2 separate regions of the Homo sapiens genome follow, and region 1 is linked to region 2. Evidence: chromatin loops called from intact Hi-C (ENCODE). Cell type or tissue: chondrocyte. All regions are shown on one strand. Each heading gives the region's core, and the rest is flanking DNA. Links, peaks and the distances in the headings are about the cores only.

The links. Hi-C counts contacts between places; a loop is a spot of excess contacts. Peaks named below come from ENCODE experiments on the same cell type or tissue, not always from the same donor. Only the 100,000 strongest peaks of a DNase experiment are listed, where the experiment ranks them.
Region 1: a loop joins it to region 2, with 2.1 times the contacts of the local background. A loop is called at or near these places in 3 of 110 quality-filtered maps.

What each region holds. Positions count from the first base shown.
Region 1 is chr18:35,608,353-35,624,895 of GRCh38, reverse strand. All of the region lies in intron 1 of GALNT1 (polypeptide N-acetylgalactosaminyltransferase 1), which reads right to left. Among named protein-coding and RNA genes, the nearest start is that of MIR3975, 25 kb to the right of the region's middle. In chondrocyte, for the core only: CTCF peaks have their summits at 7,568 and 7,768; no DNase peak of the experiment used is centred there.
Region 2 is chr18:35,505,530-35,522,072 of GRCh38, reverse strand. No RefSeq gene overlaps it. Among named protein-coding and RNA genes, the nearest start is that of INO80C, 16 kb to the right of the region's middle. RefSeq lists an enhancer at 12,637-13,219. In chondrocyte, for the core only: no CTCF peak of the experiment used is centred there; a DNase peak (open chromatin) is centred at 8,312.

The DNA of each region.
Region 1 (16,543 bases), core at 5,341-10,340, 100 kb before region 2:
AGAAGAGTTCAATAATTATTTAGTAAATAAATAAAAATGCCAGAAAACGTATCATGTGAGAAGGAAGAAAGACAATTGAAATTAAAGCATTTTAAGGTCATTGTGTTTAGGGATAGGGTAGAAAGATTAATTTTAGCTTTTTAAAGAGCAAATATGTTGAGAATTAAAAGGTAACAACTAATTAAATAAAAACAGAATGTGTAAGTTAAAAATCAAAGTTGAAAAAGGAGGAAATAGAAAATCAATCACTTTAAAATAAAATGAGAAAGGAATTTAAAATAATAGAGAAACCACACCTATAGACAGCACAAAATGGTAGAAATAAATCCCAATACATCAGTTATTAAAATTAAGACAAAATGACTAAATATATCTAAATTGTCAAACTGGATTTTTTTTAAAAAGTAAAAGCTAAATGCTATTTACGAGACATACACCAAAAACATAAGGATTCAGAAAAGCTGAAAGTGAAAGCATGAGACACTCACACACAGAAAAGTAGAGGAGCTTATTCTAGACTAATCTACTCACAAATAACAGCAGTTACCAGCCTACACTGTGCAGAGTTACTGAAACTCAAGAAGGAAGTCACAATCATATTGGCTTGAAGCATCAAAGGATGAGATTTGGAACTAGCAGGCAACTGGAAAGTGAGGCAGGAAATACTAGAAAAGTGAGAACCCTAAAATATCTATGTAAACTTCACCACCATCTTTAGTTGAACCTTGAATCATATAACACAGGACAGACTCCAAAGGCTCCAAAGAAAAGGAACATTTAGATAGCTGAAAGAACTGAACAGAGATATCAATGATGTTGCCCAATGCCAGGGAGGCAGAATTTGGAGTTTAAATCTAGCCAGCAAGGAATCAATATTCGTTAAGAGAAGAGAGAATTGAGGGTCAAAAAGCATATTATCCACAATATCCAGTATACAATAAAAAATTACGAGACATGAAAATAAACAGAAAAGTTGAGTCAAGAAAATAAGCAGTCAATGGATACTGAACAGAAGATGACCCAGACGTGGAAATCAGTTGGCAAGGACTATAACGTACCTACTATAAATATGTTCAAGAAATTAATAATAACTGAACAGAGGAAACTCTTATCAAACAAATTAAAACTTTAAAAAAGAACCACACAGAATCATGTAAAATACAAAAATATAAAGTCTGAAATGGGAAATTCACTTGATGGGATTACAGCAGATTATAGACAACAGAATACAGGGTTAGTCCATTTAAAGGGAGATCAAAAGAAATTATCCCATCTGAAAAGGAAAGAAAAATCTTTAATGAACAGAGCCTCAGTGAGCTGTGGTACAGCATAAAATTTAACATATGTGAAATCAGAGTTGCAAAAGGAGAGAACAGAGGAAACAGGATAAAAACAAAACATGAAAAAAACCCCTGAAAATGGCCACATTTGGGGAAGAACAAAATTGCAAATTTAAGTCCAGTGAAACCTAAGCAGATAAATACAAAGAAAACCACAACCACAGCACATCTTGTTTAAAACTGTTGAAAACCAAAGATAAAGAAAGACAAAATATTGAAAGCATCCACAGGGAAAAAAAAATGTATGTACAGGGGAAAAAAAAAGGATGACTTCTCATTACATGTAACAAAGACATTTTCAAGTAAAGAAATGTCAAAACAAATTAAGAAATGCTAAAGGAAGTTCTTCAGGTAAAAGGGAAATGACACCAGATGGAAACTCAGATCTGTCAGAAGGAATGAAGAACACCAGAAACGGTAAATATATGAATAAATATAAAAGCCTGATTTCTTCCCTCTTAATTTCTTAAAAGATGTATACCCAATTAAAACAAAAGTTATAACTCTGTGTTGTACAACTTATTAATATGAAGATGTGATAGATGACAAGATTAGAACAAAGAATGGAGGTGTGGGTAAGAGGAAACAACTTATATATTATATAAAATAGTAAAACTCAGCACTCCTTTAAGACACTTAAAACAAAGAACTCATGGAAAACTAGAAATAAGAATTTGGTTAACCTAACAAAAGATATCTGCCCTAAATCTACAGTTAAAAAAACAACTCACTTACTGTTAAAGTTGGGAAAAAGACAAAGATAAATGTCTTCTATTACTTCTTCCTGTCAACAATGTACTAGAGAACCTATCTAGCGCAGTACAACAAGAAGGAAAAAAAAAGAGATTTAGAATCAGAAAGAAGAAAACGAACAAAAAATAATAGAAAATCCAAGGAAATAAAGACAATTAGAACAAGAACTTTCAGCAAGGTTGCTGGATACAAGATGAACATACAAAATTCAGTTGACGTCTTCTGTACCAATAACAACCAGAAAATTGCTAAGCCAGGTGCTTTGGCTCATGCCTGTAATCCTAACACTTTGGAGGCTGAGGCAAAGAGTATTATTTGAATCCAGGAGTTCGAGACCAGCCTGAGCAACATAGGGAGACCCTGTCTCTACAAAAAATACAAAAGTTAGCCAGTCATGGTGGCATGTGCTTATAGTCCCAGCTACTTGGGAGGTTGAGGTGAGAAAATTGCTTGAGCCTGGGAAGTCGAAGCTGCAGTGAGCTGTGACTATGCCACTGCACTCCAGCCTCTGTGACAGAGTGAGACCCTGTCTCTTAATGAAAAATAATAATATTAAAAAAAGAAAAAGAAGAAAATTGCTTAGAAAGATCTACAAAAAAATTAAGGAATACTATCTTTATGTGTGGAAGGATTTCTATAGTAAAGAAAAAAATTATCTTTATATTAATCTGTGTACTTACTATAGTTCCAATCAAAATCTCAATATAGTTTTTAAATAGAACTTTAAAAGTAGATCCTAAAATTACATGGAAGAGCAAAGCTAAGAAAGCCATTACAATTTTAAACAACAAGGTCAGAGAACTCTGTCTACCATATATCAAGATATGGTAACTAATTTGGTGTCATACACAGGCAGACACACATGAAAAGACCAATGAAACAGAAGACAGCCCAGAATCAGACCCACATGAATATGCAAACTTCATATATGACAGAGATGGCACTATAAATCTGTGTGAAAGGGATGGGCTATTCAATAAATGTTCATTCATAAGTAAAAATAAAATTCCTACCTCATACCATACAAAAAAACATTAAAGGCTTAAAGGCATAAATCTCTAACACTCTAAACTATAGGCAACTATTGTCACGTCATTAGATCAGGAAGAATTGCTTAAGCAATATTCAAAAAGCACAAACCACAAAAGAATGAATAATTTCTACTACATAAAAATTAAAATTTTTGATATAACCAAAGACATCATAAGATATGCGAAAGTCCGGGAAGAAATATTCAGATACATACAGATAATGAACAAAAGATTAGTATCAGAATGTATTAAAAACTTCTACAAACCAAAACAAACAACAGACCAATTGCGGTGATTCATGTCTATAATCCTAGCATTGTAGGAGGCCAAGACAGGAGGATCACTTGAACCAGAAGTTCAAGACCAGCCTGGGCAACATAGGAAGACCGCATCTCTACAAAAAGCAAAAAGTAAAAAAAAAGAAAATTAGCCAGGTGTGTTGACACGCATCTGTAGTCCCAGCTACTTGGGAGGCTGAGGTGGGGGGATCACTTGGGCCTGGAAGCCTGAGGTTGCAGTGAGCTGTGATCCCACTACTGCACTCCAGCCTGGGCAACAGAACGAGACCTTGTCTCTAAAAAAAAAAATAAATAAAACAAACAACAAAAACACACACAATTGAAAAATGGCCAAAGATATGAACGGGCAAATCATAGACAAAGAATCATAAACATGGAACATATAAGACAACATAAAAATATGCTCAATCTCCGTAGTACTCAGGAAAATGAATCTGACCTCATCAAACTGGCAAAAACACAACTAGTAAGAAATAAGGAAATGGGACACTCACACACTGTTGTTCCAAGTGTAATTTGGCACGGCCACTTTGGAGAGCAATCTGGCAATAAGTATCTCATAAAGCTGAAGAAAGCACTACCCTATCACTCACTAATTTCACTTCTAGGTACAGTCCCTGGAGAAACTCTTACACATGAGTATAAAGAGACATGATTGCAGGATTGTTTATAATGACCAAAAAAAAAAAAAGTAACAACCTAAATGTACACATGAACTATACAATAGACTACTATATAGCAGGAAAAACGAATAAACTAGAATTATGTGCATCATTATCAGTAAACAATGATGAATGAGACAAAAGTGATTTACAGAATATGTACAATATGTTCCATTAATATACAGCTTTAAAACATATTAAAATAAAACAGACTGCTTATGGACACAAACACTGTAGAGAATAATATGCATGAGGATAATACACCAAATTCTTACTAGTGGTTGTTTCTGAGGAGGGAGGAAGGGAAGGGCTTCAACTATATCAGAAATTATTTTATATAAAAGATCTAAATTATGGCTGACTGCTAGTTGTTCATTCAATAGTTTCCTCTTCTTTTTTTACAAATCAAACTGCTGTATTACTAAAAGTGGCAATTTACATCTTCTGGCCTGCCTTGAAGATTAGGTTGGCCAATATCAGAAATCAGTGGGTGGGAATATGGGAAAGATTTTTAAAGGGACCAACTTCACAGAGAGAAGGGCCATTTTGCCCTCACCCCTCGATTCTGCTGCCTGAAAAACAAACACAACGGATGGAGCTGCAAGGACCTTCTTTGCAACCAGGAGATAACCCTGAGAAGGAAAGTCATAAGCTAAAGACTGCAACACAGAAAGATAGGAGCTGGGTCTTTGCTGACCACATAGCTGCCATATCCTGAGAGGAAAAAACCTCTATCTTGTTTAAAGCACCTTTTTGTGGGGGAAGAGGGAATACAGGGACCTTTGCGATGCTGCCAAACCTAATGCTAACAAACACAGAAGGAAATCGGTCAAAATAGAAAAATAAGACAAGACTCAGAGGAGAGGTGGTTTCATGGCTTGTTCTTTATCTTCTGCTAACTGTACTTTTGAATAGGCTTTACATTTTTTATTTAAAAAAACCTTTTACTTCCTAGACTTTAAACAGAGATTCTCAAATGTTACCCACAAACAACTGTTGGTCCACAGATCAAGTTAAAACGCAGAGACAACATGTATACTCTATGAGGTGGCCCACCAGAGTGGATAAAGAATTCACTAGAAGCTTGCCAACGACACTACTGAGCGCAGACAGTTACTACACTGTTGTCATCAGTACTGCCACTGCCAGTTTGGATCACAAACAAGACTGTATGATCCCACAGTCTCTTGGCGCTGGACTATGGATGAGAAAGACCAAAAACAATTTGCAGACTAAATGGAAATCTCTGTTGTCACTCCCTTTTCCCAATTTTTTTTTCCATGCATTCCCCAGAGCTCAGTGCCATACTTTTCCTCCTGTATAACTGGATCATCTGTGAGGAGAAAAAGAAGAAAAAAAATCTCAAAGGACAGTAGTACCCTTAGATGAAATTCTTTTTTTTACATTTGTAAGCATGAAGGTTCTTTTGAGAATTGCTTTCCTTAATACACTGTCTGATGTTACTAGGTTACTAACTTAAGCGACCTTTTGAGATCTAAAAAGTTTTCAGATTTGCTCAACAGAACAAATAAAAACCAAAACTTGAGTTAGGGGTAGATTTTAGATTTTTGGCCCTAATAATAGCCTGAAATATTTAGTTACCATTGAAAAAACAAAACAAAACATATATTAGCATGTTACAGAAAGACAGTGTTCTGGTTAGTCACAAATTCTACCTTACAGATTTATCGCAGGTACCACACACTGCAAAACAACCATACCCTTCCTTTTTTCCTTAACTAATCAGTAATTTGGCATATCGGTTTTTAAGTTGCTGTGTTTTCTAACTTGGTTTCTCTCTTACTAGTCTCTCCCTAATGTCATTTAACGTCTCTTAGTTTATAGCGTTAGTGATTGTTTTGCATTCTTGCCTGCTGATTTTCCTGTGAAAAGCTATTCTCTGCCTCCCTCCCTCAACTCGGTCTGCCCTGTAGTCTCAGGCTGCTTCTGCATTGCTATCAGTTAAGATCCATTCTAGGGGATGACCTCAAGCGCCTTTTCTTCATATTTGTTTCAGCTCTTTGGAGGGCTGATTATAGGATTTGCTTCCTGCTCTCAGAACAAACAAACAAACAAAAACAGTGCAGTACAATTAAGTTGACATTTTACTTAACAATGTAATAGGAAAGTTAAGTAAATTGTTGGAAAAAAAAAACTCTGAAATAAACCTGCTATTTAATTCACATCAATAACTCAAACATTTCTTTTGTATTATTTTTTAAAATTCTAATTCTCAAAACTATTCTACTAAAACCTCTAATCACTTGGGTTATCTCTCCTTTTCTTTTAAATACACTAAACAGTTACACATGTTTGTCTTTATTACCCATAATGCAACTAAAAGATAAATTTTTTGCAGATGTCATTTCTCCACTTGAGCTTTAGAGAATTTAAGAATTAAGTTCATCCATGAGCAGTCTTTTTCAAACACACATTACAGTCTAGTCTCAAGCTTCCTTCTTGAGACCCTAACCATAAATTCAAGAGGAATAACTAAAATTTTTTAAAGATGTATTTAAACTAAACATACCAAAGAATATATACTTTTTAATGAATACAAGATTATTTTACAGGTTTAGACTACATTTAATGTAAATAATGTTAATTATGAATGAAAATGATGTAAAATTATTTTCCTAATGGTACTGCACATAATGCTATCTCATTGCACAAGAAAAATCAGAGCAGTTAACAGTTTTGCATTTTGCTGTGCTGTTAACTGCAGTAGTGCTCTCTATACATGTTAAGTGCTTGGCTATCAAAAAAAAAAAAAAAGAACAGCAAAGCAGTCTTAAAAGATGAAACCTTTATCTGCTAGAGCAAAGTTTATGGTTTCATTATAAAGAACCCTAATCTGAAGAGTTATCGAAAAGAAAAGAAGAAGAGAAAGGGAGAGAAATAATTTTTAAAATAGGTATTGTTTTTATTTTTTTAAGGAAAGCTTTTTTAAAAAAACTAAATGTGCTATGTTGATCTTGTTTTGAGTTTTGAATCTACAAATCAACTTAAAAAGACACTTTAGGGACCACTGAGGAAATATGATTATGAACTGGGTTACAGATGCTACTAAGCAATCACTGTTAATTAGGAATGTTAACAGCATTGTGGTCATATTCAAAATGTTCTCATTTTAAAGGATCTATACTGAAGAATGTTAGAGGTAAAATGACATGATGTCTTCCATTGCTTTAAAATACTTGGGCTTAAGAGCAGGGGAGTGAGGTTAGATTGAGAGGTGGAACACAAGTGGGAAAATGTGTTTGCTGAATCTGGAGAATGGATACAGGTTTAAGAGGGCTCGTTTCACTGTTCTGTCTACTTTTATATATGTTAGAATTTCTCGAAATATGATGTTAAAACAAAGAAGTAACTTTTAAACGTGTTTCAGATAGCTAAACGCTAAATTAGGATTTAACATCTTACTTTGGATTTAACATCTTACTTTGGCAGGCCAAATACTGCATACACTGGTGTTCTGTGAACAAAAGCAAGGCATATAGTAGACATTTGTTCACTTAACAAATTTGTTAACTGCCCTACTATATGCCAAGCATTTTACCAGACCATATGAGAACAAAGATGAGTTAGACAACATCACTGTCCTTAGGGAGGAAATGGTCAATATAAATACCTGTAATAAATGATTCTTGGTGGTGTGAGAGAAGAGTCTAGAGAACAGTAGCCACAGACAGGAAATGGAGGGGGGAGCTGTCTGAATGCCTGCAATGCGCCGCTTGCATTACATTCACCCGTCACTGCTGCTCAAATGGGGAAGGAACTACTCATAAAGTTTTGTTTGTTTTCATACCACACCTCACTCTGGCATAAATGAGTCAGGATCTATGGTTACAGGGTTCCTCAGTGGCTTAGGCATTAGAGAGAGAATTTTATCCTAATAACAACCCTTTCAAGTGGGTTTTATCTTCATTTTCAGCTGAGGAAGCTGAAGAGTCAGAAGTTTGAGGGGTGGACCATACTAGAGGACTGGAAGGTCTGAGAAGTCACAGAATTTGAAGAGTGGTGCCAATACAAAGGAGGAGAGAGCTCTGAAAAAGGAGTCTGAGACGATGCTAACTGCCACAGAGAAAGATTACGTGACACTGGAAGCTGTTTCTGCCAAGTATTCAGCAAGCTACCATGAATGTGGAGATTAAAACACAACACTAAAACACTAGAAGGTTTTACAACCTGTGCTAAGCAAAAGGAATCAAACATTACTCAAGACTTCAGGTGAGGATATGCAAGCCTTAGTACTTCTCATTAGCCATATGCAATGCAGGTCAGATAAAAAAAACACCCAGTGTCCAAAGCAATAACAGCTATATTTCTTTTAATAGAGATATAAATTAAACAGGAGAATAAAAGCATAACAACAATTACCAAGCACTTACTGTGTGCTGAGCACTTTGATGGGCACTGTATAACAATACTCCCAACAACCCAGTAAGCCAGGTACTATTATGCACACCATCTTACAGATAGGAAAACTGACACTTTAAAAAGTTAGGTAATTTGGCCAGCGTCACATAGACTATACATGTCAAGGCCAGAATTCAAAATTAGTCAGGTCCCAGCAACTATGATGAAACCCACAAACCTGTATCCTTTACCTTGTCTACCTCTGCAATTTACATAAATTAAATCATATTATAATGTATTCTTCTGCTACCTTTTAAATCCAACATTACGTTTTTAAGACTCATCCATATTGATGTAGTTCACTAACTTTGGTGTCATAGAGCAAGGGGTGGCAAACTAGTATTTTTGTAAATAAAATTTTATGGGAATGCAGCCACTCTCATTCATTTATATATGGTTTACAGCTGCTTTTGCACTACAACGTCAAAGTTGTTGGCCTTTACAGAGACTGTACGGCCTGCAAAGGCTAAAATACTTACTATCTGGCCCTTTACAGAAAAGTCTGCCAACCTCTGCCATGGAGTAGTGCAGTGGTATACTTGACAATGTCCAACTTTTACAATTTTGTCAATGTAGCTTTAATTTGTATTTCCCTGAAAACAACTGTTTACTGGCTATTCATTTTTCTCCTAAGAAACAGCTCTTGCTTTCTTCTGCCATTAACTGTTTTCACACTTACGTATGTATGCGTACTGACATATGGGTGTGTGCATTACTGATTCTAAAAATCCTTATCCTTTGTATGCAAAATATATTCTACTTGTGTATTTGTGACTAGTCTTTACACTCTCCTTTCCATGCACACAAAACCCAAGAGATCTTAATTTTAGTACAGCCAAATTAATAAACCTTTTCCTTCAACAATTGTGCTTTTGGCTTCCAAAGCCTGAGGTCTAAAATACTCTCTAATATTTTATTCTGGAGGCTTAAGTTTTGCCTTTCACAATCTAGTCTTTAATCCATCTGAAATTGCTTTTTTTAATACAGTGTTAGTAAAAACCATTTTTTAAAATGTGGCTAAGAATCCCAACCATTTAAAACGTATTCCATTTCCTTGATTTGTAACATTAGCTCTGTCATGTATTAGCTTTCCACGTACTTAGAGTTCTGGTTTTTGCCTTAACTTCCTTCCATTATCTATTTGTCTATGCTTGTCCAAATATTATGCCATCTCAATGATTAAAGTTTTACACTATCTTAAAATCTTGTAAGACAAGTACTTGCTTCAGGAATGTCTTAGCCATTCTTGACCCTTTGTATTTCCAAATAAATTTTAGAATTAACTGGTCAAATTCCACAAAAACAAACAAAACCATACCCTGCTGGGTGTTTTTTTTAATAGCAATAAATTCATATATTAAAGACAGATTAATTGATACGTTTATAGGAAACCTTCTTTCTATGAACATGGTATGTCGTCACATTTATTTAGGTCTTCTTAATGTCCTTCGATATATTTCTATACCTTTCTATTTAAAGATCTTGCCCTCTCTTTTTCTATTTATTCCTAGGTGGCTTTTTATTTTTTTTACTATTGAGAAATATTTTTATTACATTTATTATTGTATGCTGCTAGTTTAGAGTAATAGAACTGACTTTACCATAATGATCTTCTTGTTGATTAATTGGCATTCCTTGCAGATTCTGGATGTTAGTCCTTAAATTTTACTATATCAATCATATATTCGCAACTTAATAAACTCCTGAATTTTCTATGAAGGTACTTATATTCACTCTAAGGAATGACCATTCTGTTCATTCCTCATAGCCCTGTAGCTCTTTGTTGCTTTACTGCACTAACTCATATCTCCAGTGCAATTGTGAAGAGGCAGGGTAACAGTGGGCATCTTTATATCGCTGCTGTTTTTCAAAGGAATACCATTAATGTTTCTCTATCAAATACTATGTTTGCTGTAGGTTTTTCACAGATGCCCTTTGTCAGGTTACAGAATTTCCCTTCTGTTCTTAGTTTGTTATGAGTTTTTACCATAAAAGAGAGATGAATTTTAATAAATTCTTTTTCTGTATATTTTAGGATGATATGGTTTTTTTAACTTTAAACTGCTTGTGTCGATAATTACATTAATAGTCCTTCTAATGCAGAACCAAGCTCGCCTTCCTGGAATAAACCCTTTGTTCAATATCCAGTATTTCCTTTATACACTGCTGAATTCAACTTGCCTAATTATTTTTGATAGTCTTTTGCTCTTTAGCCGTATTTTATACTCTCTAAACATATTAAGCATTTATCTTATATTACATATCTGACAACTACAATATCTGCAATGTTTGAATGCCTGATTACACGGTCTCCTTGCTCTGCTGATTAACTCATGGTTTATATAAAGTGTTTTTGGTTTTTTAAATTGTGAATGCATTTCTAGGAAGAAACTTTACCTGTGTCAATTCTCTGAGGCCTGTGTTCCTGTATTTCTCCAGTGAGGATTTCATTTGATTCTCAGTCCTGAGACTGAGACTACTTTTCACTAAATTCTTGGCTTGGTTGTTTTTTTTTCCCCCACCATTAAGGTAGTATGAACTTCAACCCCAAATCCAGTTAGAGTGGAACTGCAGTTATAATTTTTCGGGGAAGGTTATTTTACCCTTCCAGTGAAAAGCTGAAACAGGCAACCTTGTTCCTATGCTCCCTACCCTATACTTTTCCAACCACTGAGGGATAGGTTTTTTGCTTTTTCCTAGTTAAACCCACTGACAGCTTTCAGGGAGCTTCAGCTTTACACAAAGGTCTCTGGATCTTACTTAGCAACTGCTTGATCCCTAGACACCGTCTGGTACCCTATGGCCACCCTGCAAAAGCCAAAGTTCTGGGTTTTGAAGGACTTACAAATACCAGAACCCTCAGCACGGGAGCCAGTATCACTACTAACTTACCTCCCTGGATTCAAGATTTCTTGTTCTGGGCCTCTGGAAAGTTTCCTTACCTCTTGTCAGCTCAACGATGCATTTAAAAGATATTTTGAATATTAAGTCCAGTATTTTTAACATTTCATAATGTGGGACCTTTTTTTTAACCTCTACTCTGCCACGCTGCCAGAAACAGAAGCCTCTTAAAGTTTTGAATAGTCTGCTGAGTATTTTTCCCCAAAAGAAATGTACATCCACTTCTAGAAGCCAAAGGAAAAGCAATTCATTGAATTAACAAATATATTCTAGGCACTCAGTACGTATCAGTAAACTAAACAAAGATCAATGCATTCAAAGCACTTCTGTAGGAGCAGAGTAGGAGACAGGAAATAATAAACATAAGTAAACTAGATTATAGCACAGAAGGTATTGCAATGGAAAGAAAGAAAAATTGAGTAGTCAGGTAGGGAGGACCATGAGTGCCTGGTGGAGAGGAGCTGCGATCTTAAACAAGGTAGCTATTACTAAAACATTTCTTACTTCCCTATAACATACCACTGATTAATTTTTTTAAACATAAAATTTTAAGAAACTATGGGTACTTTCCTCCTCTCCTGGTGTGAGGTATGATGGAGAGCTGCCTACGGATTTTTTTTTTTTTGAGACAGAGTTTCATTCTTGTTGCCCAGGCTGGAGTGCAATGGTGCGATATTAGCTCACTGCAACCTCCACCTCCTGGGTTCAAGCAATTCTCCTGCCTCAGCCTCTCGAGGAGCTGGGATTACAGGCACCTGCCACCATGCCCAGCTAATTTTTTGTATTTTTAGCAAAGACAGAGTTTCATCACGTTGGCCAGGCTGGTCTTGAATGCCTGACATCTGGTGATCCATGCCTTGGCCTCCCAAAGTGCTGGGATTACAGGCGTGAGCACCACGCCCGGCCTAGAAAGGTTAATACTACATGACTCCATCTACTTCAAAGAAATTGGGGCACACTTTAATATTAATTGGAAATGCTAAAAAATTTATGATGCTATTTGTTCAAAAAAATTAAACAAATATAAAAATAAACACGATAGGCTTAGAGTGAAGCTTTTACTGAAAAAATGGTTAAATTAGCAGACTTATCTTTCACATTTCTAAAGATAATTAGAATTTAATTAGTATCACTATTAGGCAGTTCTTTTGAATTTTAAACCTAATCCAGAAGGCAAATTGTCCAATTATATCTCCTTCTATCTTTCATGGAGATGTACCCTATTTTTAACTCATTAAAACAGGTTTTTTCTCTTTTCATAAGAATCATGTGTGAAGTTATTAAATCACATCTTAAAAATATTTAAATCCAAACCTAAGACAGTATTTTGCAGCCTTATAATTATTTTCATTACTTTTCCCTTTATCTCTCAATTTTTCCTTCTCTTAAAATGTAGACAACAAAGCTAGAGCTCATATTTTATATAAACACTGTGATATAATTACATATAATAAATGATGTCTTTTTTAATGATACAGGTAATAAATAATGATGGTAATGAGGACACTTTATATTGCCTGTCAGATAAAACTCCCAAAGGGCAAGGCCTACAAATTTAGAGACAGGATTTTTGTGTAAAAACAGAAGCTTTGTGGGAAACTTTTGTCAGGATCCTTTTTTCAAGACAAAAAAGATTAGAAACAGTTTTACACAGAAACAAAACAGACTGAGTTAAGAATGTTTCCCAAGGCAGTCAAACACTGCATTTACCACAACAACGTATTACCATTAGCTGGTGGTGGTGCTGCCTAACACAGGGTCCAAGCTCTAGGCAGCCTCTGGCCAGCTGCCATTCCCTCCACTCTCAAGACCATGAGAATTCCTCCTGCATTTGGCACATACAATTAGATTACCAATTCCCAATATTAAACTTCCTCCACATCCTTACTTTTGTCTGATTACATATTGGACCTTGATTGAATTTTATTTTACATACTCTCAGATGTATAAAGAGAGCAAATTGTCTTTTAAAAACCTGAGTTAGATAACATTCGATTACATAAATATTTCTCTAAGGTTGCTGCAAATTATAGCAAATTTTCTTACTGACTTATATAAAATATTAAAAAGCTATTAAATAAAATACCTGAAAGTTAAACTATGGCACAGGGTGGAAAGTCTCTGCAGTATGTTCAACTGCCTCACTTTCTCTCACACAGTATTCCTGCCTTAGAGGTATCAATCCCTTGGCCAATTTAGTAGCTCAGCCAAAAAATGAGAAAAAAAGTGAAAGCATGGCTCCAGGGACCTTCCCCTGCTCCCGAATCCGTATTCCCACCACATATGCACTTTAACCAAAACAGCTCCACCTTTATCTTTTCTATGCATTGGAACTTGTTAGGAGATATTTGAAAATATACTCCTGCTACTAAAAAGTTTGAAAATCATCCACCTACAGCAGCAGTTCTGAAAATGTAGTACAAAGACCCCCACCCTATCCAACTCAAGGGGTCATCAAGACCCTTTCAAGGGGTCTGCAAGGTCAAGACTATTTTTATACTATGCCAAGTCACCATTTGCCTGTTTACTGTCATTCCCTCCTAAGCATGTGGCTGAGGTCCAGAGGCTACATGATATGCAGTATCAATAGACTGAATGGAAAAAAGAGGGTATGAGAATCCAGCTATGAGAAGCCAGACACTAATGGGATTTACACAAATGTCAGATAATGCCACACTTCTCACTTTTTTTGTTTTGGAAAAGTTATTTTTCATAAAAATGTTTATATTAACATATCACAAGTCTATTATTTTAAATAAATTATTTTTAAATGTCTAGGTTATCTTTAATTTGGTAAATATCAATACATATGAACCCACAAAACAAACTCTTCGGGGTCTTCAGTAATTTCTAAAAGTGTAAAAGGGTTTAGAGAACTACTGGATTAAGAACAATTAACTCACAGAAGAAAATTCAAAATCCATAATAAAAAAATCCACTTATATTCCCATCACAAACATTTATTAAATGCCAGTTTTATGCTGGGCTCTAGATCTACAGCAATAAACAGGACAGACAAGGTCCCTGCTCTCATGGAACTATAGTAAAGCACTAGGACACAGACAATAAACAAAAAGTGACAGCCAGTAAGGAACGCTCCATAAACAAACAAAAAGAGGAGTTGGCTTGTTAGCAAGTGACTGGGTGGCTACTTTATCCTAGGTGATCAGGAACGGCTTCTCTGAGGCAGGGCAATGAGAAGCAGCCTGGAAGAGCAGGGAGCCAGACACAGGAAGATCCTGCAGAAGGGCCTTCTAGGCAGAGACCACACCCTGGTTCCACTCTGCACCTCTTTCCCATGCCCTGCTCTTCATTCACATCCAACCACTCCCAGCTGCCCAATTACGTCATGCTTTCTCTGGCTTCCATGTCTGCACAGGTGTTGCTTTCTCTGTCTAAAATGGCCTCACAAATTATATAGCTGTTCTATTCCTTGAAATTTGAACACTCTGTGATCCATAAAAGTGTATCTTCATGGTTCCAGGCATAATAAAAATTAAAAAATTGAAATGATCTGTGTTCCATTCATCTCAAAAAATGACTTTCAGAACTATTTTCAACCTCGATCTAAAAGGATCAAATGTATACTGAAGAACAACCAAATCCTAGGGATTAACTTCATTTTTAAATAGTAAAAACATTAATTATTATTTGGGATGTCAGTGTTAAAACCTATGTCTTCAATGTAAAGAATCTAAGGGTATTAATACTAAGCAAAGAGTGGGCAGTTGATTACAATCAATATTTTTTAAAAATCCACTCTGTCTCCTGGTCACTGTTTTCTCCCAAATGCTTCTGATGAAATGTTGTGCCCATCCTCCATTAAAAAATAATTATCTTATAGGAAAACTTCCTTTTTTTGGACTGTCCAACATCTATGATGCCAAGACAGTGAAGAATTAAAACACAAAATTTAGAGCTACAATTAATCTAAGTAAACTATCATGCATAGCAGTGCTTTCAATTCCTACATTTAACACATACTATGACAGCACACACAGAAGAGGCTCAAGGGCAGCAAGGCGCTCCAGGCAAAATTATCCAAGAGCAAACACCATCTCAAACATGAGGTCTGAAAAGCCAAGCTATTTCCATATCCCAAGAGATGGGCTGCAGGAACAATGCTCTATTAATCTCATGTTATTCCATATATTCTGCATAAAATGACAGAGATTTAACTGACCTGAATTTTTTTTGTATTAAAATTCCATTTCAATCAAAGCTTAGCATAGCTATCCTCTACAGTACCACTAATATCAATCAAAGACCAACTTTCTAAAGACAAAGGCAGAAGAAAAGTAAAGAGGGATAAGATTTAAAGTAAAACACACCACCAGTGGCAAGCTAGGTCAATAAACACAGACTGCTATTTTAAAAATGCCAAAAGAAATCTTAGTCTGACAAAACTGGGTAACTGGATTTCTGGAAAACTGGGTTTGTAATGAGAAGAGTTTTCTATAACATAAAGCATTATACATATGTGATTGCTCTTTACTGTGGTAGGTTCAGGGATTTGTTTAGAGAAAGCTTTTACTCTGTTCACTAATAAGGAAGAACTGGAAAACTCTTGTAAGAAAGAACACCTGCATTTGGACTTACAGTGCCCCTATGATGGCTAGTGCTTAGTTATTTCCCGTGTCTTGAAGAAATAAGAGAGCTGGAAGATGCAGAAAACTAGTCCTTCTTTTCTGTCATTCTAGTAGTATATGTATACTTTATACCTTGAATGTTGATCTTTATTACTGCATTTATCATACTATATTATTTTTACTTATTCAGTTGCCTCTGCCAAACTGTGAGCTCCTTGAGGGAAAAGATCACATATTTCATTTTCGTGTCTTTCTTTTGTGTCTACAATGCCTAGTACCACACCTAGAGTACATAATAGACACTAAGGTTTATTAAATGAAGAAACAAAGTGAATCTTTGTTTAGTTTGGCTGAAACAATCAGTACAGCAGAAACCTAGGTACAAATTAGGCATTAAATCAAACAAGAAGATTCTGAGTGGTGTTTTACACTCTTTTCACACCAAGGCACAGAGGTGGCCTCAAGCAACAGGGAGTTTACTTTTAAGATACAGGAAGCATGGGAGAAATAAAACTACCTCTATTTATAAATTACATGGTTATTTATTGG
Region 2 (16,543 bases), core at 5,715-10,714:
TCTTCCCAAAGTCAACCCCTTCCTGCCACTCCAGCAGCTGAATCCACAACTTACCTGTTAGTGCACAGGTAAGTTGTTGTGTAAGATAAGGGATTTTTTTTTTTTTTTTTTTTTTTTTGAGATGGAGTCTTGCTCTGTCACCCAGGCTGGAGTGCAGTGATGCGATCTCAGCTCACTGCAATCTCTGCCTCCCAGGTTCAAGCGATTCTCCTGCCTCAGCCTCCTGAGTAGCTGGGATTACAGGCACGTGCCACCACACCTGGCTAATTTTTTTTTTTTTTTTTTTTTGCATTTTTAGAAGAGACGGGGTTTCACCATGTTGGTCAGGCTAGTCTTGAACTCCTGACCTCTAGGCTTTAAGCATGGGAAGGCTAGGCCTCTCATCCTTCAAACCTCAGTTTCCAGCTTTCTGTATTTCAGTTGTTATCATCAAAAGCAAATATTTATTGAGAACTTGATCCCATGTGCAAGGCTGGATTCTGAGGATTCAGGTAAAGTAACTCAGCTCCTGAAGGGGCTAAGAATCTTATATCTGTTAGCTTTGGCTGCATAACAAGCCATCCCCTAAAGTACTGACATATAAAAACAAACATTTCTTATTTTGCTTACAATTCCATGGATTGGTTGGAATGGCTTTTCCGATCAGGCCAGCTTAGCAGGGGCTGGATGATTTAGGTTGGCTTTGCTCACACATTTGGTAGTTGGCCAGCTGTTTGGTGGTCTCAGGGGTTTCTAACACACCAATGGCCAAAACAGGTCATATTCCGATTCAAGCTCAGATTCAACGAGTGAAGACCTCTTGAGGATAGAAATGGCAAAGGGGCATACATACATACAGGCATGGGAGAAATTACTGTGGCCGTTTTGCAAACTATCTACCCCAGGTCTCTTTGGGACAACACGGGTAATGCATAAAAACATAAATAACTATATGAAATAGCACCAGATACATGCCAGAAAAGCTTTACAGCTGAAGTCAGACTTGAGTTGAACAGGAGAGATAGCCTGAGATTGGATGGAGGCAGGGGAATGTTTCAATTTGAAAGAATACTGCAGATGTGGAAATGCATTTGATGTGTTCAGGGGGCCTACGAATGTATGGCTTTGACCATGGTAGAGAGCTCACTTAGGGGGAAAAGGGGAACTGAGGACAATAAAGCAGTTGAAAGCCAAATTAGGCGAAGTCTTGATGGAAGGAATTTGAGCTTAATTCTCTAGGCAGTAGGGAGCAGTGTAGGGTTTTTTCGGTTCGTTTTTTGTTTTTGTTTCTTTTTGGAGAACAGGGTCTCACTCCTGTTGCCCAGGCTGGAGCACAGTGGGGGGATGTCAGCTCACTGCAGCCTTGACTTCCCGGGCTCAGGTGATCCTCCCACCTCAGCCTCCCGAGTAGCTGGGACTACAGTCATGCGCCACCATGCCCGGCTAATATTTGTATTTTTAATAGAGACAGGATTTTGCCATGTTGCCCAGGCTGGTCTCAAATGCCTGAGCTCAAGAGAAATGCTGCCTCAGCCTCCCAAAGTGCTAGGATTACAGATGTGAGCCACTGTGCCTAGCTACAGTGTGGGTTTTTGATCCAGGGTCAAGCAATAAGAAGATTACTCTGCAAATAGTGCCCAGACTGGAAAGGGAAGTTCTCTGATTTTGCCACAGTATACAGACACAACATCACACTTGCCTAAAGTATACGAGATCAAGCACAAGAAGGGCCTTTCAGTGATGGGTGGAGGGTGAGTCTTTGTTATAATTGCTATGTTTTGTTTTTTTGTTTTTTAAGTCTATGTGTACCTTGGTTACAAATATACTAGTACTTACCTTCTAGGGTTGTAGTAAGGATTGAATTGGTGAATATATATTAAAGGCTTCAGCACAGCACTTGGTTTTTGGTAATTCAGAGTAGAGGGATTTTAGAAAGGGAGTCACAGTTGGGCTGGGCGCGGTGGCTCACACCTGTAATCCCAGCACTTTGGGAGGCCAAGGCGGGTGGACCATGAGGTCAGGAGTTCGAGACCAGCCTGGCCAACATGGTGAAACCCTGTCTCTACTAAAAATACAAAAATACAGGTATGGTGGTGTGCGCCTGTAATCCTAGCTACTCAGGAGGCTGAGGCAGGAGAATCTCTTGAACCCGGCAGGCTGAGGTTGCAGTGAGCTGAGATCAGGCCATTGCACTCCAGCCTGGGTGACAAGGAAAGACTCCGTCTCAAAAAAAAAAAAAAGAAAAAGTAAAAGAAAAAAAAAAAAAGAAAGGGAGTCACGGTAAGCAAGAGAAAAGCCATGTGTACTGCAGTGTCTCCCTTCAGAAGGTCCCAGAGCCCTTCCAGCTAGCACAAGGGAGACCCAGCCCATCTGACCTCACAAGTTGAGCTTTTAGCTCTCTTCCAGGATAGCAGGGCTGGTCAGGGTGTGGGGGTAGAACAAAGGGAACCAGGGGAGTAGAAACGACTGAGAACATGAAGCAGAGAGACAAACGATCTTTCAGAACACCAACATCAGACAAGGTCACTTAGACAAAACAAGGCCACTTCATAATTTTGCTTAGGCACAGACAAAAGTAGTTATTGTGTCACCCACAAAATTATAAGCATTCCTCCCTTGGCTAATATGAGTGACTGCTGTTTCTTTACCAATTATAGCTTTATTCCTGCTCTAGCGAGCCCTCTCATAGATAAGTTTTCTCGACATAACCAATCACAGAATTGTCCTCACTTTCTGATATTGTGCAATCCAGGGAAAGCCTCTGCCTTCCTGGTTCCTCTTTAATAACCCCCCAAGCCCCAACCCCATAATAGAATTTTTCTAACACACTGTTATTGAGATGCCCCATGGTTCCCCTGGTGTAGTTCTATCTCACTATGAGAAGTACACCCAACACCTCGTCAGCTACAGGTGTGTTCTTGGTGGACTTTGGTTGGAGGGCATTTATACACTGTTGACCATGGGCACTTTCTTTTCCTTTTTCTTTTTGAATTTCTTTTGGAGATACGGTCTCACTCTGTCACCCAGGCTGGTGTACAGTGGCACCCTCACAGCTTGCTGCAGCCTTGAACTCCTGGGCTCAAGGGATCCTCCTGCCTAAGCCTCCTGAGTAGCTGGGACTACAGATATGCACCACTGCACCAGGCTAATTTTTATAAAGGCTGGGTCTTGCTTTGTTGCCCAGGCTAGTCTTGAACTCTTGGCTTTAAGCAATCCTCCTGCCTTGGCCTGCCAAAGTGCTGAGATTACAGGCATAAGCCACCAACCATGTGGCTGATTTTGCCACAGTATACAGACACAACATCACACTTGCCTAAAGTATACGAGATCAAGCACAAGAAGGGCCTTTCAGTGATGGGTGGAGGGTGGGCCTTTGTTATAATTGCTATGTTTTGTTTTTTTTGTTTTTTAAGTCTATGTGTACCTTGGTTACAAATATACTAGTACTTACCTGGCCATGAGCACTCTGAATCCTGAGACTGAGTGTATTCATTGTGATTCTCCAGAAAAACAGAACCAATAGGATATATATACACACACATATATATATATATGAAATTCACATTTATTATATGAACTAATATATTGTAATGTTTATATACATGATATAAATAAAATAAGGAATCAGCTCATACCATTGTTGAAGCAGAGAAGTCCCAAGATCTGTAGTTAGCAAGCTGGAGACCCAGGAGAGCCGATGGTGTGGTTTCAGTCTGGGTTCAAAGGCCGGAGAACCAGGAGAGCTAATGATGTAAGTTCTCGTCCAAAAGCCGGCAGACTTGAGACCCATGAAGAGCCAATGTTTCCCAATGAGTTCAAAGGCGGGAGAAGAGTCATATCTCAGCTCAAGGCAGGCAGCAGGAGGAGTTTTTAACCCCCTTACTCACAGGAGGGTCAATCTTTTGTTCTATTCAGGCTTCAGCTGATTGGATAAGGCTCACATTAGGAAGGACAATCTGCTTTACTCAGTCTACCAATGTGGATGTTAATCTGATCCAAAAACACCCTCATGGACACATCCGGAATAATGTTGGACCAAATGTCTGGGCACCCTGGGGCCCAATCAAATTGACACATAAAATTAGCCATCACACTGTGGTTTGATGTTGGCCAAAGACCTAAAGAAAGACCTGGATGCAGCCAGCATGCTGAAGGTGTGGACAGTGAACAAACAGATGCTGAGATGAAAAGGACCCAGGTGACCTCTGCAGCCTATGTCTGTTGCCTTGGCCCTGGAACACTGTGTTCTTATTTTTGAAAGTTTGTAAATAGAAGGAATTTTGTACAGGACCACAGTGAGAGGTGGCATGTAAGTGCTGGTTTGGAGCGTTATCTGCTCTACCACATAGACTTGGGGCCTTGGAGGCAAAGGGAGTCTCTGTGGCCAGGAATCAGAGTCCAGTTTCTTGAGGGCCCTGGGCACAGTCCACAGAATGAAAGGAGGCTAAAGGGGGAGTCATTTGGGAAATCTGAACAGGAAATGACCATTCTTTTCCAAGAATTTGGACATGACCCAGATGTGTCAAGGTTGTCCATCAAGTTGGTGTCATTTTCAGGGCCAGTTTCAGGGTTATGCCACCTGGGTAGTCACACAGAGTCTATGTACAGGGGCCCAGGCTTTGTTGTCACTGTCCTGAAATTTTTAATATCTTTGAACAAGGGACTCTGCATTTGTATCTTGTACTGGAACCCACAAATTGTGTAGCCAGTCCTGGACATGTGGTCTGCAGCCCTAAATGGTGACACCCATTCTAGATGTAGAGAAAGAGACTGATTCTAGAGTGGACCCATGAGTCCCCCGAGTCCAGGTGTGGTGCCACCAGGGCACCCCTGGCTACCTCAGGTCAGTCTGGGTTAGACCACAGCAACTGAGCCCCTGAAATTGTTTTTCTTTGCAATTGAATTGTTTTTAGTAAATTTAAAAGTAGAAATGTCAACTCTTTCTTCCTCTAAACCTTAGCACCTTGTGTGTGGCTCTCATCCATGCTGGAGTTGCAGGAGGAAGATGGGAAATGTGTTAAGAGTGGGGTGGAGCCAGGAAGTGGGCAGTGGGCAGACAGTGACGGTGGAGGAGGCCAGAGGTGGCTCAGGGAAGTCCTAGAGGAGAAATGTGTGGGTGGTTCTGATTTGTCAGGAATTCCATCACAATTTTCCATATCCCTTCATATTATAATAGACTGGCTTCGTGCCCCACATTAGGCCTCAAGATGCAGGAAACAGCAACATTCAAGCATTAGGAGAGAATGTCAAGTACCTGGCTTTAAGCTAGTGAATGTACTATTACTTGGTTAGTTTAAATATACGGTACACGTATTTTTCCGTTTGACTTCATTACCACAGTATAACAGCATTGTTTTCTACCAGTGTGATTGCACATGCATTATGGATTAGTTTTAGCGAGGTTTTCATGTGAAACCGAATTTTGGGTGCCAACTAACCAAACTGTAAATGCACTTTTGGAACACAACTTGTTTGTAAGCTGGGGCCATGCATGTTTAAAATTAGGAGAATACTGGATTGCAAAGTCCCAATGAGAGTGACACAGCATGAATGCACTATATATATCCTTAGGAGAATTACAGAGGGAACTGGTCTCCATAAGGGCCTCAGTCATATGCAGTGATGATGTCTGGGGACATTTGCAGAGTTTGCAGAGTTTCTTTTTTGTTTAAGTCCATGAAACCGTATTTGACTCAATGCCACTCTGTGAGGTGTCTGGAACCAGCTCTTGGTATCTATTTTGACAGCCAGGAAACCCGGGGCCTCAGACAGAGACTGCCTGGCTGATCTAAAGGCAGAGGGTGCGTATGAGCTGAAGGAGCCATTGCACGGGAGGATTTTAGGAAGCAAGGCCAGGGAGCCTCCTGCTTTGAGCTGCCCTCCTCTTTACCGCTCTGGTCTCTGATGTTTTGTTTTTGACTGGTGTGTCTGGGCTCATGTTTTATGAGAAGACTCTCTAAATATTTTTTCCTGCCTTTTCATCTGAGCTGGAGTTCACCCTGTCTTCATTTTCCCTCAGCAGGAATGTGGCAGGCAAGTGAGTGGAGTAACTTCTAAATGTGACTGACTTTTATCTTTCCAAAATCTATGCTCTTAGGTCAGTCCCAGTAGTTCTGGAAGAAGCACGAAGGGAGAAGAATTTTCCCCAGGCTAGACAGAATCTCCCGGGGCTGGAGAAAGATGGTCTGTTGAGTAGGCTGAACCAGCGGGGGTGCGAACAGGAAATGGCTTCATTTTACTTTCTTTGTCTGTCTTGAAACATTTTTAGTTGAATTTCCATTCCTGACTCCTTAACATGTCAGGCTAACTTTTACTTTTAGTTTATAAACTTCCAGTAGCATTTAACTTAAAATGTCACCCCCAATTTAATCCTAACTCTTTCCATCTTCCCTGCACAGGGCACTCATCACAGCGTGGAGGCAGGAGTGTGGGCAGTCCTCTTTGCTTTCCCTCCTCCACCTCTCAGTGTGCCCCAGCAGCGAGAGGCCACATCCCTCTCCAGTCACTGACAACTCTTCAAAGGGCTCCCCCTTTTGAATTTCTTTCCTTCTCTTTAACCTGAGCATAGAGCTGAAGGTAGTGGACCAGTTTAGTCTCCTCAGTTATGTGGGGATGCTTTTTAGGATGTCAGGGTGTGGAAGGGAAGAAGGAATAAATAGAGATACACACACACACACACACACACAGACACACACAGACACACACCCCACAGTGCTCTGTGGAGTCCTGACACCTGCGAGATCTGCGCTGAGCTGCTTGGCAGCCTCCAGAGAGCTGGATGGACCCCAGAGAGGAGAGGCTGCCAACCGAAGACCATAAGCCGAATTTGGTTGTCGAGACCAATGTCTTGTTTAGCACGTTGTTATAAACAATTCGAATGTCACCCCAGTTTGTCATTGAGCAGTGCTTCTTAGATCCTGGGCCTCCATGGGCTCCACTGATGTCCATTCACAGCCTGGATCCTGTGACCCTGCATGGGAACTTAGACCACAGGCTGCCTTGGCCCAGATTCCCACTCCTAGGGGTACCTGGGGCACAGAGGCTGCCAAGGAACCTGGGACCTGAAGAGGCCATTTGAGAGCAAGGACAAGAGCTGGTTCTCCCTCAGTACATACACATACCCTGGCACTGTGTAACCTGGGGAGGGGAAGAACATTCCAGCAAGGACAGCTCATGTCATTCAGCAACTCAGAAGATCTGGGGCTAGGAGCTAGCTATTCATTTGAAAGAATCAAGCAACTTTTCTTTGCAGTAAACTTTTCTTCAGTTAGTGAGACAAAAAAAAAATTTAGAAGGTAAAATTAACAATTTGTCAAGTTATCTTATTTCTCACATTATCTCTCAACTGTCCTTTCAAACATCTATTTTTGCTGTCGTCTTCATCATTATGCACAGTCACTGCCTTTAAATAACTGGATGTGTTTGTCCATTCATTCTTTCAGCCATTCACTAAAACCAGGTGGCCACCGCCTGTGTGTGATGGGAACTTAGGACAAAAACAGACAAACCAACAAAATACAAAAATAAAAAGTCAGACAGTGTCTCTGCCCTGGACAAGTCTATAGCTGGAGGAAAGAGAAGGTATGATCTTCAGAAACACACTTGCTGCCACCACAAGCAGACACACCCTAAATCATGGCCTTCTGCTTCTTAAACTGGAACTTATTTATTTAATAGCACCTCAATGTGGTGTGGATACACTGGTCCAGTGGCCACTGTCCTCTGCACCCCCAACTCCCCATCAAAGGGAGATGGAGGATGGGGAGGTTTGAATCAGAACTGGTGCGTCTCTGCCTGGACAACAGAGAGAGCCACTTGAAAAGGTGGCTGTGTGTGTATATGAATATGTATGTGTGTAAAAACGTATATGTATATATTTGTGTTATGTATGTGTAGATGTAGGAGAGTGAGTGTGATTTTTTTATGTGTGACTGTGTACATGTGTATACATGCATGTGTGCTACGTATATAGAGGTGTGCATGTATTTTGTGCGTATGTGTGTATGTGTATTCTGTGTGTGTGTACACCTGTGTAAGATATGATGCCAAGTCTTGGGACAAGCAGGGGGAGCCGAGAGCTAAATGCTTCTTAGTCCCACAGCACAAAATTGCAGTCAGAGGTGGGGCTGTGGGCATTGTGGCCAATGGTCAAGACTGGAGCCACACTGACAGGAGCAACATTTCCCAGGGGGGCTGTGAAAATGGATTCCTTCTCACTATGCAGTAAGTGTCCCTGATAGCTGAGATCAGCTCTTGGCTCTCCTGGAGGGCCTGGGCCTGGCTGAGCCTGAGCTGTCTGCATTCTGTAAGGCACAGCAGGGAACCTGGGCTGGAAACCCTGGCTGAGACAGGCTGCCCATTCCAGAAGCATGACGAAGTCACTCCCATGCGTGGGGCCATGAACCCAGGGCAAGAAGGGAGGGTTCCGAAAGCATTGCAGGCCTCAAAAGGCTTTCACCCAGTGGGGCAAAGGAACCCTGGGGCTGCTGGGACCTCAAACTTTGCTCCTCCTTCCTTGGGATACTGTCTGAAACTGTCTGGCTCCTAGTCAATAAAGGGAACACAAGAACAACTGCCATAACGCTGGGTAGAGTGAAGGGGAGCACCTAAAATTCAGGGCTATAAAATACAGGGTCAAGTTATGAGGAAATGACTGAGTAGTCAGGAGTGGCTCGTGCAGCCAACAGACAGGTTGAACTTGGCTCAAGTTTATGCAGGGTGCATTCCTGCTTCGAGGAGAGGTTAACATTTCCACATCCTGGAAGGTGCGTGGGATGTCTGGTCTGGGAGGGGCAGGAAGCTTAGCTTGTCAAGAGGCTGCCATAAGACTACCATGATTATCTATGACATAGGAGTCCCAGAGCCACCCCAAAGCCTTTGTGAATGACAGACAATAAGAACCAACTTCCTATTTGCTCAGATGTCACCCTGTGAGAGGTGAGTAAAAGGAATACATATTTTGACAGAGACCAGTTTCCCTCTGTGAGACTGTCCAGATGGGACATTCTGGTCTCTGGGGGGTACCTCATGATATGAGCACCCCAGTGTCATGGGGCAGTCCTGGGTTCACACTTGGTGACCCAGGTCAGGCAAGGTGATGGTGGGAAGGCCTATGTGAGTTATTTGTGGTGTCCCCTGTGCATCTCCTTCGAAGTAAAGGCCTGTCTATTTGCCTTTGTAGCCTGTTATGGAACTGGGGAGCCCATAGCACAGCTGGGGTGTGGGAGCTAGTGAGAAGAAAAGACCCCTCCATAACATGGGGACTATGGGCCCCTCTACAAAACTGACCTGAGGATGAATGTGGCAGTGCATGTGACATCTTGGGCAAACGGCTTGGCACATAGGACATACTCGGGACATAGAATGCCTGGGCAATTTTGCAGACTTGTTTCTCCAGCTGAACCTTGGCCTCACCTAAACTTAATCAGCCTGCTGAGCCATCATAATAGTAGAGTTGCTTATGCCAGTGGCACAAAAACATGACTTCCCCTACTCTTTGTGAAGGAGGAGGAAATGAATTTAAGAATGCTCATGATCCTAAATTTCAGGTGTGTTTTAGAATAATTTTGACATTATTTACTCCTTTCCTAATAATCTTACAATCTTAAGACTTTAAGCAATTCCAATATGGGAGTTGTAGTTATAGGACATTGAGCTTGGTCGTTATGGGAGTTTTACATTAAATAAGTGATACATTTATTAATAAGATACAGCTGCCTTGAGTGAAATCACAGGATTTCTCCCCAAGGCTCCCATTTGAGTTGGTTGTTCTCCTTTGTTGTGAGATTACTTCAAGTGTCTATACCCTAAGGTGGTATAACATTTCAACCTGCATTGCTTCTGGATGATTTAAACACCTCAAAGTCCATCAGCAGGAAATCAATGGCACACTCAAATTATGAAAATCTGTGGAGAGTTCAATGAAGTAACAGTTTAGCAAGGTTTGGGCTGGGTGTCAGGAGATCACAAGGGAGCTAGGGGACCAAATATCTTGAACCTACTCTCCCTCACCTATTTCCTGCTGAGTTTCCCCATTGGCTGAACCTACCTGGGCACCAGAGGGCAACAGAGCCCTTGGTCTCTTCATCTGGACAGTTCTTGGGCAGAAAACAGGGGAGAACGTCATTTGATGGGGGAAGGAGTGTTTACCAATTTCAGATATGCACATCTGGGATAGAGAATTGAATGAGCTCTCTAGGATAGGAAAAATATAAGGGATAACTCCTAAAGGAAAACCAAAAAAATAACCTGTGTTTCATGCTAGGCAGATCTAAGCACAACTAGCCTAATCAGACTTAGGCTAAGAGTTGGCCTCCAGGGACTCAGTAAGAAGGGGATAACCATGCAGGCACATGGTTGAGCTGGCTTTCTCTGGGGCAAGAAGTGAAACTGTGATGTCTTCCCCAACACCCTCATTAGGGCTGGGCTCTGTGGCTGAGAGAGTTTCCATCTTGCCCATTCTCTGTGCCCAAAATACTCACCGTCCTTTTTGACTCCTGATTGCCAAGACCTGGTGTGACCCAATGCTGAGCCAGTCCAGGTCACAACAACACTAAAAAAAGATCAAGAAGGCAATAGGAAAAGGAGAGAAAGAGAAGAGAAACCAAATACCTCAGAGACCTCAGCCAAGGCAGGCCCACAAGCACACACAAATAGACGTTCAAGGATATGTACATGAAATAATAAGAATCAGAAACATAAGGAACTGGAAAACAGAGAGATGAGATGAAGAGACTTCATGGATTTTGATGATAAACGTATATTTTAATAGCTGCTGATAGCTTGGGTTTAGGCCATCAGAATAGATGCTCACTGCCTTTTGCAATACTGACCAACTCATCAACAATAAAAATAACTTTTCTTTGGGAGGTTGAGGTGGGAGGATTGCTTGAGGCCAGGAGTTTGAGACTAGTCTGGGCAACATAGCAACACCCCATGTCTACAGTAAAATTTTAGAAAGAAAAAAAATGACTTTCAAACTCTATATTTATTCTTGAAATCAAGGCATATTTTATTAATGAGTTCTAAAGATGTTTTTAATAGTATGTGATAAAGCAAATCAAAGTGTGGGTTTTTTTTTTTTTTTGCAATTTATATTCAAGTAGGAGTAATTCTGCCTGGGGGCAGATAACATTCACTTGGAGGTATATCTGAATTGGACCCTGCGGAATTTCCAGGCCAAGGGAACAGCATGAGGCCTGGAGCATGGAAGGTAGTCAGGGCTCAGTCAAGACAGCAGTGAGTCCAAACCTGGGCCCAGAGGAAGCATGGGCAGTGACAAGGCTGGAAAGATGAGCCTCATAAAATGTGAACATGATATTTGCTTTCTCTGCCTCATGGCAGAGTATAATGAAATGTAAGTAAAAATGCTTTGGATATTAGGAGACACTGACTTTTGTCATATATGCTTTTAGATTTTTCATTGAAAAATCAGGTCAGTCATTTTGCCATTAAGAAAGCCAAGTAATGTTTAAGAGATACACAGACCTGACATATAACATGGGCAATCACTTAGAAGAGAAAGTCGTAAATAAAAAGACATCCTCCCTGGTATTTGCTTTCCAGTGGAGCTGCTGCAGAATAAGCAGGCATCAGGAAATTGCATCGGGAATTCCTATGCAATGTGCTATAATGCTGCTCTTAAAGCAGTCAACCACATATCAGGTGCTCTGAGGCAATATGAGAAAAGCAGTTTATAATCTAATTAGAAAAACATTCAAGAACCAATGAGAAAATAGCATAAGGTAGTGCTTAACAAGAGGCTCAGTGGCGTAGTTCTGGCTGTCAGGGTGACAGGAATTTGGAGAAAGGTCTGTGAGGTGTTGACAGAGTCTCAGGGAAGTTAGATGGATGCCAGCTGGGCCTGGAAGGATGGAGCAAAACTGAAGAGTGCAAAAGAGAGAATATGTTGTTTGAGGGGTGGAGACCATGAGTGGCAGAGGAAGGGGTGAGAACCAGCTGTGCTGAGGACTCCTGCCTGGCCAAGGGTCCCGAGTGAGGGAGCTGAAAACATCACTAAGGCATCTGGAGTAGTACTCATTCTCAGAATCTGCTGGTTTCTGAAAGATTCGGGTTAAATGTGACAGAGGCTCTTTATGAACTCAGCCCACCACTAGAACATTATTCAGATGCCAGCTTCATTCTTCTTGTGAGCTAGCAGGGATGATTAAAAATAATGACACTAAATACTGTTGGTAAGGATGTTGATGCTGACAACAGCAATTGGAATTGTCAGTTGTTGACATTTCCTGGATTATTATGGTTATTTTTAAATAACAACCAGAGAGCCTCAAAACAGCCATAGATATCTGCACTGGAAAATTCGACCAAACACTTATGGAAGAAATAATACATAATATTATAAGTCTTCCAGAAAATCAAAGAGGAGGGAATACTTTTCAACTCAGCCTATGAGGACAGCATTACCCTAATACCAAAAGCAAAAACTCATGACAAATTTGTAGCAAATTAAATCCAATGTTACTACAAGGGTAATACATTATAATAAAGTGAGATTTAACCCAGGAATTCAGGGTTGGTTTAACATTCAAAAACCAATCGAATTTGCCATATTAACAGAATGAAAGGAAAAAGTATATGATATCCTTACTAGATGCAGAATAAGCATTTGAAGAAATCCAACCTCCATTCCATATTTAAGACTTTCAGAAATAAAAGGGAACTTCCTCACTTGATAAAGAACATCTACAGAACACCTGCAGCTAACATCATACTTAAGGGTCAAAGATGAATGCTTTCCCTCTAAGACTGGGAGGGAGATAGGGATGTCTGTGCTCATGGCTTCTATTCAGCATTGTACTGAACAGTCTGGCCAGTGCAGTGAGCAAGAAAGAAGCAGCAGGGCTTTGATTGGCTCAGGCCTGGCACTGAGAAGAGGGGAGAGGTCTGCCAGGAATGCCTCTGATGTTCTCCAGCACACAACGGGACATCAGATACATTGCTGATGCAAACCAGCAGGACCACTATGTAGCTGTGTGACCTTAAAACATCCTTTAATCTCTTGGAATCTGTTTCCTAAGTGATGGAGTGAGCATAATAGTAGCCCACTGGCAGATTTGTTGTGACGCTTAAATGGAGTAAGATTGTGTCAAAGTGCTTTCAAACTGGAAAGCGCTATTCCAGCGTTTGGATTTGCTACATTCATATTGAGTGACCAGGGAAGCAATGGGATCCATTAGGAATGTAACAGGGAGGTTTGAGGATTTGGGATTTGAAGACCAAGGTCTAGACTAGGTGCTCGAAGAGGGGCTGGGGGTCAGGCTGAAGATGGGGACTGATACCTGCTAAGCTGTAGCAGGACCCTGGAGCACGCTGTGCAGGCAGCCAGCTTGGGTTGCATCTCTCCTTCTCTCGGGTGGGGCAGAGGCATGCTGGTTAGCAAGAGGAAGGGGCACGGGACAAGAGGATCCTGGATCAGCTCTCTTAGCAGGGGTACCCTCCTTATTATTCTGTTCTCTCTCTGTTGACTTTTACAAGCTCTTTCCATCCTAAAGACTTCTCCTGGCTCAGAGGAAAGTGATCTGACAAAATAACTCAAAGTGAGACACCAGGGATTGGTGATTAAACACTCAACCTTTCTGGGGGAAGCATCTGCCTTTTAAGAGGCCTCAGGGTCAAAGCCGTGCCTACGGTGGCTCTCCAGGAGTTTGGAGAGGTGCTGGGGCTCCTATATATAAGATATTTTTGGTCTTATTCTTCTGTAAGGAGTCCCCTCCTCCCATACTGAGTTAATTCATTGCTTGCCCTATAGCAGGGGGTAGGGGAAGTGGAAGAAAAGCCCTCATGACAGAAGGAGGTACAGGAGGAAGGACCGTATAGGCATGAGGTGAGGCTGGGGAGAGAAAGGGCAGATGCGGCAGTTTCATAATCTGCCCATAGCTGGCCTCAGGAAGAGCACCCAGTGACACAAAAGCCAGCTCATCGGGCCAGCCCCACAGGGAATGGCCAGGAGGGCCAAGGGCTAAGGAGGACAACACCGGTGTTTGTGATGTGTGTGCATTTGTTAGTGTGTGGCTGGGCATCTGGACGGGTGGGAGGAAGGAGATTTCCTTTGCTCTCAGAATAAGTACCTGGTGAGATCTTTGCTTGAAGGATAGAGTGAAAGCATTCAAATCTTTAATTGAGGAATCATGAACCATTACGTTCTGGGACTAGGAACAAGCCCTTGCCTTGCAGATGGCTACTTCAGATAATGGGAAACTATAGTGGCTTGCTCTGGCCACCTCTTGGTTTGACAAGTCCTCCCGCATATTTTGCATGGTTTTGAGAAGTTGTGTCACTTCTGGACATGTGACAATTGTGTACTTTGGGGGCGGGGTGGGTTGAAGGTGTGGATCCTGGGAGCTTTAACTATAGAAAACAATAAGGAACAAAATAATGTTCTGATGCTCTTTAGTTGTGATTTTTTTAAAACTCCAGGAAGGGTAAACAACTGGCAATCACTTTAGCTCTTAGTATCATCAGTAGCCATAGCCCTAGCGGTCCAATATTTGCACCCATTTTTAGGTTTGAAGACTTCATCGTTCTAAAAAGCCAAAAATGTAAGATAGAAATTTTTCAAGTCTCTCTTGCTGTGAGGGCCTGAGCACAGGCTACAGGCTCCACCCACCCACCCAGTGGCCCACCTCAAATTTCATGCAGGAGAGCTTTGTGAGAGGAGGCAGGCACAGGCAGCAGCATCCCACCTGCCTTGGCCAGGCATGAAAGAGTAGGTGCGTGTCATCCACGGTGGTTGTAGCACTGCCTCTGCCACTAGCTCTTTCACACTCTGACCATCCTGCCAGCTCAGCCTTACTCTCCAGAACAAAATGACTCCACTCTGGGACCAAGAACTCTTCTTGCAAATTTCTCTTGTTCTTTCCCACACTTGTTTCCAAAGCCCTTTAGGTCGTCAGTGTCCCTGCACCAATTAAATCTCTGCACTTGAAGCAGTACATCTATGGCAAATGTGTATATGTCTGTTGTTTAGGGTCCACCCAGAGCTGTCCTGGGCCTGTCACAGGGAGACACCAGAAAGTATGTGACAAAGGTAGCACTTCTCATGAAAATCACAAAAAAAGCCAAGACTTTCATAGATGAAAGTAGTCTTATAGATCATCACTGCTTTACAAGTAATAACTTCCTCGTCCAGAACTATTGCATCCTTCACTTGAGGTTTTACCTGAGTGTGATTTCTGCTATATCCCACTGCCTCTCCGCTTGCTCGGGGCATTTGTTTGGCAAATATAGTTATGTAGTATCAAGTGCAATGAAAAAATCCTTGGTGTAGATGAGTGGAACTCTCGTTTGCTGCTGGTGGGAAGGTAAATTGGTACAACCACTTGTCAAATGGAAGTATCTATTAAAGTATACTCTGTGACCCAACAATTTCATTCTTGATATAATCCAACAGAAGTTTACCTATGTAGGCTGAAAGATATGTATGCACAATGTTCAAAGCAGCTTCATTCAAAAGAGCCAGAAGACCCTGGAAACAACCTAAATGTCCAGCAGATGAATAGTTACACTGTGGCTTGTTCTCACAGTGGAAAACCATACAGCCACGACAATGAAGTACTGCTACATGCTGCAAAAGGAATCTCCTCCAAGGCAGACACACAAGAATACATACAGTACACGACTGATTACATTTCTATAAAGCTCAGAACTAATCTCTGGTGGTTGAAGCCAGGAAAGTGGTAACCTTGGGGATTGGCAATGGGCATGAAGCAGGGGCTTTTAGGTGCTGATAACATTCTGTTTCGTAAGCTGGATTACCAAGTATGTTTACTTTGTAAAAATTCACGTGGCTGTCCACAAATGATTTGTGCACATTTTTTATGTGTTATGCCTTAAAAAAATGTTTACTTAAAAATGTCTGACAACTCAGATAAACAAAATTGGTTAGCTCATTTTAGAGATAAGGAAACTGAAGCCAAAAAGAGGTTAAAAATTACCCAAAAAGGCCATTAATCAGATCAGCTAAACTAAATTCTCAAAAGTCCACACACTGAAGCACATGCCTCTGGTCTTGGGACACCCACCCTGTCCCCACCAAGGCCTCACTCGTGGGTTTCTGTGATTATTTTAGACATATTTCTAACACCTGTGGTGGTTGATCACTTCAGTCCACAACATATTAAAAACAGAAAATCTATTATGTTTATGGGTGTGCTACGGGAGATGTCTGAAGCCAGCCCTTTAATGGCAGAAATGAAATCAGAAGGCAAAAACTCAAACTGCATACTAGTGCAGGGCCATTTAGCATAGGGAGAAATGCCTTATCGACCTGCTCATGAGAGGTTCCTTGCATTATAGCAGAGCACAAAAACTGATGTTCAGTTCACACTGACAATCCCCAATCCTTACAAAAAGTTCAAATCCTCAGTGCAAGTAGATGGAGAATGAACTAGAACTCTTCGGAAAGTGCTTCACAACAGCGTCAGGGAATTGCAAAAGTGAACATGGGATAAGGAAAGGGGCTAGAAGCCACTTTACACACAAGTCCAGGGATTGAGATCGAAAGAGGCAGGGCAGACGCTGAGCCAGGCTGGGACCCCAAGAT